2 separate regions of the Homo sapiens genome follow, and region 1 is linked to region 2. Evidence: read pairs that join two places in POLR2A ChIA-PET (ENCODE). Cell type or tissue: GM12878. All regions are shown on one strand. Region 1 overlaps VAV2 (vav guanine nucleotide exchange factor 2). Region 2 overlaps RXRA (retinoid X receptor alpha).

What was found. ChIA-PET counts read pairs that join two places held together with the same protein. Peaks named below come from ENCODE experiments on the same cell type or tissue, not always from the same donor. Only the 100,000 strongest peaks of a DNase experiment are listed, where the experiment ranks them.
Region 1: POLR2A ChIA-PET joins it to region 2 with 6 read pairs; 1 of 35 experiments calls an interaction of 5 or more read pairs at or near these places.

What each region holds. Positions count from the first base shown.
Region 1 is chr9:133,979,382-133,983,381 of GRCh38, reverse strand. The region is part of intron 1 of VAV2 (vav guanine nucleotide exchange factor 2); the gene reads left to right. Among named protein-coding and RNA genes, the nearest start is that of VAV2, 11 kb to the left of the region's middle. RefSeq lists enhancers at 1-191, 3,154-3,669, 3,623-3,672. In GM12878, no CTCF peak of the experiment used is centred here; no DNase peak of the experiment used is centred here; H3K4me3 peaks cover 949 bases; H3K27ac peaks cover 773 bases.
Region 2 is chr9:134,429,056-134,433,055 of GRCh38, reverse strand. RXRA (retinoid X receptor alpha) reads right to left here. Exons shown (of 10, transcript NM_002957.6): 7 at 3,816-3,948; 8 at 1,060-1,151. Among named protein-coding and RNA genes, the nearest start is that of MIR4669, 52 kb to the right of the region's middle. In GM12878, no CTCF peak of the experiment used is centred here; no DNase peak of the experiment used is centred here; H3K27ac peaks cover 181 bases.

The sequences.
Region 1 (4,000 bases), 450 kb after region 2:
CAGGTCATGAGGATGTCTCCTCCTGGAGGAAATCTTCCTTGTCTTCCTGGAAGGACGCTGGGCTCTGGCCTGGGTGGTGGGCAGCGTGATGCCCTCTTTTGAGGAGACTTGTAGGGACACATGTTTGTCCCTGTGTCCAGGCCATGTCTGTGGGCTGTGGCTTCCCAGTTTGAGGGGTGGGACTCCCAGGACAGGGACAGCGTTGGCAACCTGGTGGGGCCAGTGTGGAAGACCCTGGCTTTATGCAGATGCCCAGACCCGAGCCCCTAGCTGAGGCCCCAGCAGGTCTCCCTCCTGACTGCCCCTGAAGTCACTTCCTTCTCTGCCGGTGTCCCAGCCCGGCCACTGCCGTCTCTCTCCTAGAGCAGGTGGCGGCAGATGTTCCAGCGCAGGCCTGGATGGTAAATATTTTAGGTTTCTTGAGCCAGACGGTCTCTGTCACGACTACGCAACTCTCCCCTTGCAGCACGACAGCAGCCCTGGGTGGTCTGTAAACGGAGGAGCGTGGCAATGCTCCCATGAAATTTATTTTTGTAGAATGAAATTTGAAATGTGTTATCATTTTCACATATCATGAAATATTACTCTTACGCTTCCCCCACCACCCTGCTCAACCATTTAAAAACGTAAAAACCTTTCTTAGCTTGCAGGATGTACAAAACCAGGCGGCGGGCCCTATGAAACCAGGCAGTGGGGCCTCCAAAACCAGGCGGCGCGCCCTGCAAAACCAGGTGGTGGGCCCTGCAAAGCACAGCGGCCAGCCCTCCAAAACCAGGCGGCAGCCGGAGTCTGCCGCGCCCTCCTGCCCCGCCAGCCAGAGACTCCTGCGCCCTGTCCTAGGTCCCCTCTTGTGGCCTCCTGCCCCTCCAGCCAGTCTGCCGCGCCCCATCCTAGGCCCCCTCTTGGGGCCTCCTGCCCTGCCAGCCAGAGTCTGCCATGCCCCGTCCTAGGTCCCCTCTTGTGGCCTCCTGCCCTGCCAGCCTGGTTGGCCGTGCCCCGTCCCAGGTGCCCCTCTTGCGGCCTCCTGCCCCACAAGCCTAGTCTGCGGCCACGTGTGCTGCAGCCATGCACAGTTTGGTGCTCCTGCCCTGGAGGCACCCTCCTGCCGGCCGGCCGTCGCCCCTGCCGAGTCTCCCTGGCCTTCGGTGCCCCAGCCTCAGGCACACTGGCCACCTTCCTGTGCCTCCCAGTTCAGGGCCTTTCCCCTGCAGTTCCCTGGAGGGGAACCTTCTTGCCTGGCTCACTGCTGCCATCTGCTTAGAGGCCTGTCCTGGGAAGCCTTTCCTGCCCCCAGGCCTGCTCGAGTCCCCTGACAAGGGCTCTTGGTCCCCCGGGCTTTCCCCTTCCGGGTCGCACAGTTTGTTGCATTTACTGTTCCATTTGTATCTAAAGCCTTTGGCAGGGGCTGGTCCAACAGCAAGTGCTCAGTAAGAGCAAAGCTTTCTCCCAGGCCCTCTTCGTGCCAGGAAGCGGGCTGAGCGCCTCCATGACCCCCACCCCCGCCCTTGGGGCAGTCTAGAGGGGGCTTTGCTCTCAGCCCCATTTTCCTGACAGAGGCCGGGCTCCTCGTGTCTGGAATGACACTGCCAGAAAGAGATCCTTGGAAATGCTTGGAAACACGATGAGTGGCCCGCAGGGGCGGCAGTGGGGACCACACTCGCTTGGCCACACATAGCATCTTCTTGGTGGCCGTGTCCCTCGAGCTCAACCTCCTTGTCTGAAATGGGATGACGGTGGCCACCTTGCAGACTCTTGGAAAGATTTGGTGCAAAAAGTGTGTGTCTGGCGCCCAGCGCAGTTTCTACCCCACAGCAGGGCCCACTGAGCCTCAGGACTCGGCACCCTCACCCCGAGCCCGGCGGCTCACTCCCAGTGAAGGGCACCGGCCCTCACCCGCCGCCTGCCCTCCCTCAGCATCAGAGCAGAGTGCAGCGGGCGGCCTGAGGGAGTGGCTCTCTTCCTGAGACTGCCGCCTCACTACCCACCTCTCTTCCCCTCCCCTCTCGCCGCCAAGTGGAAGGTGAAGCCCTGGGCGCGCTGCTGGGCGCACCTGGACACTGCACGGGTATAGTGGGGGGTGTGGTCGTGGTCACTAGTGCCTGTCTGCAGAAGGAGGCATTCTGGGGCAAGCAGAATCAGGTGAGCCAGATGGTCCTACAACACCTAAGTCTGAGATGGGGAAGGGAGCTGTTAATACTCACATGAGGACCATGAGTGAGGAAAACCTGCTGGCAACACGGGACGCTGAAGAAGGGGCCTCACCCCGTCTCCTGCTTCTCCCCAGGGCCTCCTGGGTTTGACTGGGCGAAGATGGGGCACGTGCAGGCTTTGCTGTTGGCAGGGTCAACAGCAAGCTGTGCTAGTCCTCAGCAAATGAGGTATTTAGATCCCTGGGGGCAGGGTGATGGCGGAGAGCTTCCCGGAGGAGGTGGTACTTGAGATGCCCTGAAAAGTAGATGGCTTTTGGTAGCTAAGGGTTGGAGACAGGTGGTTGTTCTACAGAGAGGGCTCTGTGTGGCCACAGACTGGAGGCGCTGCCACAGTGCTTCATCCTGGATCATTGCTGGAAGGGGTGTTGCAGTTTTTGAAATCTGCGTTCCAGCAGCAGTTGGGGCAGAGGAAGCTGCATGCCACCAGCTCTGATGAGTAGAGACATAAGGCAGCGGCTGCCGCTCACTGCAGAGCTCGACCTGGCTGGCACTGGGCCACCTGCTTGGTGTTCTTCCCTCTGCCTTGCAGGGGATGGTGTTTCCCTGCAGCAGATGATGAGTCTGAGACCCAGGGAGATGCGTGATAGAAGGTTCCAGAGAGGTGGCCATGCCCCATGGCTGGTCGGGCAGCTGGGTGATGATCAGCCTCTGCGGTGTCAGGGTCGGGGGCAGCACCCCAGTGCCCTGGGGAAAGATCTTGTTGCCAGGGCCCCTCTGCCCTGACACATGCCCTTTCTCTATTCTGGGTGGGTTTGTTTCAGGACCGCCCAGCACTGGCACCTCCCCTGGTCCTTGGAAGACTCTGGGCAGCACCAGGTGGGGGCGGCTCTGCCCTGGTTAATGGATGAAGGAGGGACAGGTGACGGGCCAGTCTGAGGTCATGCAGCTGTGTGGGGGTTGAGGCCTCGTGCCAGCCCGTGCAGGTCTCTTGCCTCTGGAGCGCCATTCACTTCCCCCCTCCACCGGCAAAATGGCCCCTTGGGTTGGTGGGAGGTTGGGAGACAGAGAACCAGGTGCCTGAGTCCAGAGATGGCCCCAGGGCTGACCAGCTCTGCCCTCTGGCCACATGGCTTCCGGTCCTGGGCCTCCTGCTCCCGGGTGGCTGGTGGCCCAGCCTGTTCTCCACCCTACTCTGTGTGTCGCGCACTGGCTCGTGGCATTGAGCCGCAGAGGCAGAAACCCTGTGCTTGGTGTTGCTGGCTTTCTGGAGGGGGCACAGAATAAGGATGAATGGAGAGAGGAAGATGGCACTTTCAGATGAGAGAGAGAAGGCAGGCAGAAGGCAGGGCTGCCTTCAGGTGACGCCGGCAGGCTCCCTGATGAGGTGACAGGGCGGTGGGGTGCGCAGCTGGCGCCGCCTTCCCCTCACCACTAGCACCTGTGCTCCCCGAATGCCGTTTCAGCTGAGTGAGTTCAGCTGGGGCCTGTTGGGGAGCTCGGGGCCCTGGCAAAGTCAGCAGGCTGACAGCAGGAGGTCCTCGTGGGCCAGAGGTCAGTGGTGGGGCTCTGGGACATGGCCGGAGGCGGGGCCGGGCCCGGATTAGTGCCTGGCTGCCTGTCCTGCCGGCGGCCGTGGCTCCGGGCTCTGTGTCTCTGCTGCAGGAAGTCTTCATTTGCTTGTCCTCCCTCCCTGTCAACATCCTCTGTCCGAGTTCCGGACGGCTGCGGCGTCCGCTCCTTCCTGCTGCCCTGGGAGCCGAGCCGTCCTCATGCAGCCCCTGCCTGGGGACCCATCTCCTCTGGGCCTGGCTTCGTGTGTGGTTGGGCACTGAGCGGCCGACACATTCCTA
Region 2 (4,000 bases):
GCTCCACTCCCTCCACCATAGCCCAAGTGAGCTCCCCACAGCAGCCCCAAACCTCTCCCTCCACACCCCAGCCACCTGCCCCTATCACGCAATGAGCTGAGTTTCCAAACACAGAAACCCATAGCTCCCTCCCGGCTGGAACCCCTCAGGACTTGGCTCCCTGTGGCCCCAAGAAAAAACCCAAACTTAGCAAGACTTTCAAGGCCCTGCCTGGGCTGCCTCCACCAGCCCACCCCACCTCCGTGCCTCTCACTCCCCTGGCCCCTAACTTGCAGCTCCCGGAGGAAGTGGCCCGCACCCTCGACCAACCGTGCTCCTGCCCTCACGTGCCGGGGGTGCCTGCTGGTGGGCGTGACCCTCTAAACCCCAAGCTCTAGGCAGGCAAGCCCTATCCAGCAGCTTGAAGGGGCCCTCCCATGCCAGCAGGGCACCGAGCAAACAGGCACGTGTCAGCACTTGTTGGGCGAAGGAGTAGCACCTAGGAGGCTTTTCAAGCCGAGAACCCAGAGGCTGGAGAAGGGCCGCACTGTCGGCCAGGAGGCCTGTGCCCAGCCCCAGCCCCACAGCCCCAAGCCCTGCTCTCCTCAACCACAGGGGCCCAGCCCCAGAAACACCCTGGACCCGAGGCTTGGGGATGAGGTTGGTCCCCTCTGGAACACCCGGCAGGCCTGACCCATCCCCAGCCTGCAGGGCTTGGGACTCCTGAACTTCAGCACCGGAAGTTCACAACCACAGCTGGCCACTTTCGGAGTCTGGATTCCGACGCACAGTGATGAACACTATGAACCGCGGAGCCCAGACGGCACCACCAAGCCCCTCATGACAACTGCCTTGCTGGGTCCCCCTGTGCCCAGGGACCATGCCCCCTTGGCTGGCCCTCAAGGTGAGCAGAAGGCAGCATGGCCACACTTTCACTGGGAGGGGGGCACACTGAGCTCAAGGAGGGTGGGAGTTGGCCCCACATGTAGCCAGAGGCAAGAAGTACAGCCAGGAGGAGGCCCAGGCACCTCTGCCCCACCAGAGAACGGGGCCAGAAGCCTCAAGGCAGGAAGGCCATACCAGGGTTAAAGAGGACGATGGCGCGCAGGCAGCCCAGCTCCGTCTTGTCCATCTGCATGTCCCGCATCTTGGACACAAGCTCCGTCAGCACCCTGCAGAGGAGGAGGGCAGACACCCCATCCCAGTTAGGTCGCAGCCCTCACCAGGGCCACACCCCAGATACCCAAGGCCTCTGGAGAGCCCGGCGTGGCCCGAGGGCCGCTGAGATGGGCCAAGCCAAGGCAAGGACTCCCAGACACCCCGAGAGGGAGTGGGCTGGAACCCAGGCCCAGGTGCCGCCCCTGCCAGGCCTGCCTGGCCCTGCCCGGAGGGTGGGCTCCTCTCCTCTCCCTCTAGGGTCTGCCTGCGGGGCTTTATTCTGGGAACCGAGGTGCTAAGGAGGGGCCTCGTGACAGCTAAACTGAGGTGAGCCGCAGCTGCACAGAGGGCACAGAGTCCACCCCTCCCGAACCCAGTGAGACACACCACTGTCCCTCCTCAGCTGTGGACCCAGCACCACCTGAGGCAAAGCCCCTTCCCATGCCACAGCCCCAGCCGCTCCCTTCAGTCCAGGAAGATACCTTTCCCCAGGGCCTGGTGTCCCTGGGTGGGGGCTGCCAGAGGGAGGCATGTCTACTTCTTGTCACCAGAGAAAAAAAATCCACCAGCCTCAACACGGGGAAAGCCCGCCAGCTCCCTCCATGGAGACGCTGGGGGCGTTCTTGGATTCAGACTCAGCTGCCCCAGCCCTGCAGCTGGATTCTGAATCACACCAGCCTCTGCAGTGTACTGGGCCCCCTAGCCTCAGCAGCCTGCCCACCAACCCCAAAGCTCAACTGCTGTGTCCAGGAAGTAAGGGTGGGCCACAGCGGGGGAAAGGAGGTGACCAGGTGGGGATGGTTGCCTAAGGAGCCTGGGCTCTCCCCTGTGGGCCAAGGGCGGCCCTGAGGGTCTGCAGAATGGGGAGTGCCCTGGTTGATTCCTGGAAGAAGATCTGAAGGAGGCTGGAGAACAGGGTGGGACAGAACAGGAGCTGGGAGGGACCCCCGATGTCTGCTCTGAGGCAGGAGCACACAGCTGCAGAGGGATGGGGCAGCGGGCATGGAAAAGACCTGGGCCACTGAGGGCAGACTTTGCATTCCACTCGCAAAAAAGGCGAGGAAATGCCGGGGCCTCTGTAGTCACTGCTGTGGGACCCCAGAGAATGTAACCCTGAAACCTCTGTCATCGCCATCTCTCTACCAGCCAGACAAAGGATCTGTCAGCTGGGCAAGTGGCTGGGGCTTCGCTTCCCAAAGCCATATCCCCAGTACCCCTCTAAAGAAGCTTCTGTGGGCAATACACACTGCACACTGCACCCTGCAGCCCCCGTGGGGACCCTCCTGTACACTAACTTCTTAAAGGCCCTGACAAGTCCTGCGGCAAAGACCCTCAAGGACACTGTTTGAACTACCGTTTGCCCACCGTCTGCGGCCACAAACCCTTTTGCACTTGGCACATCCCATGGAGGTCAAGTTCCAGGATCACCCTTGGGACTCTGGGACCTGAACCACCCCCTGGGGCATTGCTGCTGGGGCATTAATCCCCCTGTAAGTGCCGGTGCATGGCCTCTACTCACCTCTAACGTTGGGGCTCTCGTGTTCAGGGGCCACGTTCTCCAGGTGGCCTGCTCCTCCCCACCCACGGCTCCTGTGTTGCAGACCCCTGCCCAAGGGACCCCGCAGTGCCCCTCCCCAGCCTTCCCGCTCCAGCTGAAGCTGACATCCGGTCCCCAGAAGGCCCAGTCTGGTGTGTGTGGCTCTCTAGACTCGTGGAGAAAGACTGTGCAGAGAGGCCGGGCGCGGCGGCTCACGCCTGTAATCCCAGCACTTTGGGAGGCCGAGGTGGGCGGATCACGAGGTCAGGAGATCGAGACCATCCTGGCTAACACGGTGAAACCCCGTCTCTACTAAAAATACAAAAAAAATAGCCGGGCGTGGTGGCGGGCGCCTGTAGTTCCAGCTACTCGGGAGGCTGAGGCAGGAGAATGGTGTGAACCCGGGAGGCGGAGCTTGCAGTGAGCCAAGATTGCACCACTGCAATCTAGCCTGGGCGACAGAGCGAGACTCCATCTCAAAAAAAAAAAGGCTGTGCAGAGACAGGGACAAGGAAGCTACTGTCCGCCTCGCCTGGCAGAGCGGAGTTGGCCAGCACTCCAGGAGGGCAACATGAACGGACACGGACCACCCAGGCCCGGACGAGGGTGGGCCCTCCAGCCAGTGCTGCTCCTCCAGTGTGTCCCCTGAGAAGTGGCTGAGGTGCAGCCCTTTGCTCCACTGGGAGGTGTGAAGCACTGCGGTCCCGACACCCCTGCCTGCACGGGGACAGGCGTTAGGCCGCACCACGCCCCGGGCTGCCACGGCATTACCGTGCCAGCCTCAAGCAGCCTGCGACATGCCAACTGGAATTGACACTTTTACAAAACTGCATCTACGGTATAATCACTTTAAAAAGAAACGAAGCTTTCCTTCCCACGGATAAATACATGGGATCGTGAAAAAAGAAGAGATGGAGGGAGATAGGCCAAGTGCTCCCTGTGGTTACAGATGCCCCAGAGGCAGGGCTGGCACAGGGCTCTGAGCCTCCTCCTCATGCTTTTCTCTTTTTCCATGTGTGCACCCTTCATGCACTGAAATAATACTAGGCAGGATGTGCACCGGGGCCAAGGTGGCTGAACTCAGCTGGCCTGGTGGCGGAGGTGACCGAAGCGCCCTCGCCCCTCCCGGGACCACCCCCACCTGTCAAAGATGGCGCCCACCCCTGCGCTGTGGGCGCTGTTCCGGTGGACGTGCAGCCCGGTGGCCAGGAGGATCCCGTCCTTCACGGCGATGGAGCGGTGGGAGAAGGAGGCGATGAGCAGCTCATTCCAGCCTGGGGAGGAGGCACACAGTCACTCAGCTGTCTCCAGGCCCCACGGGGCTCG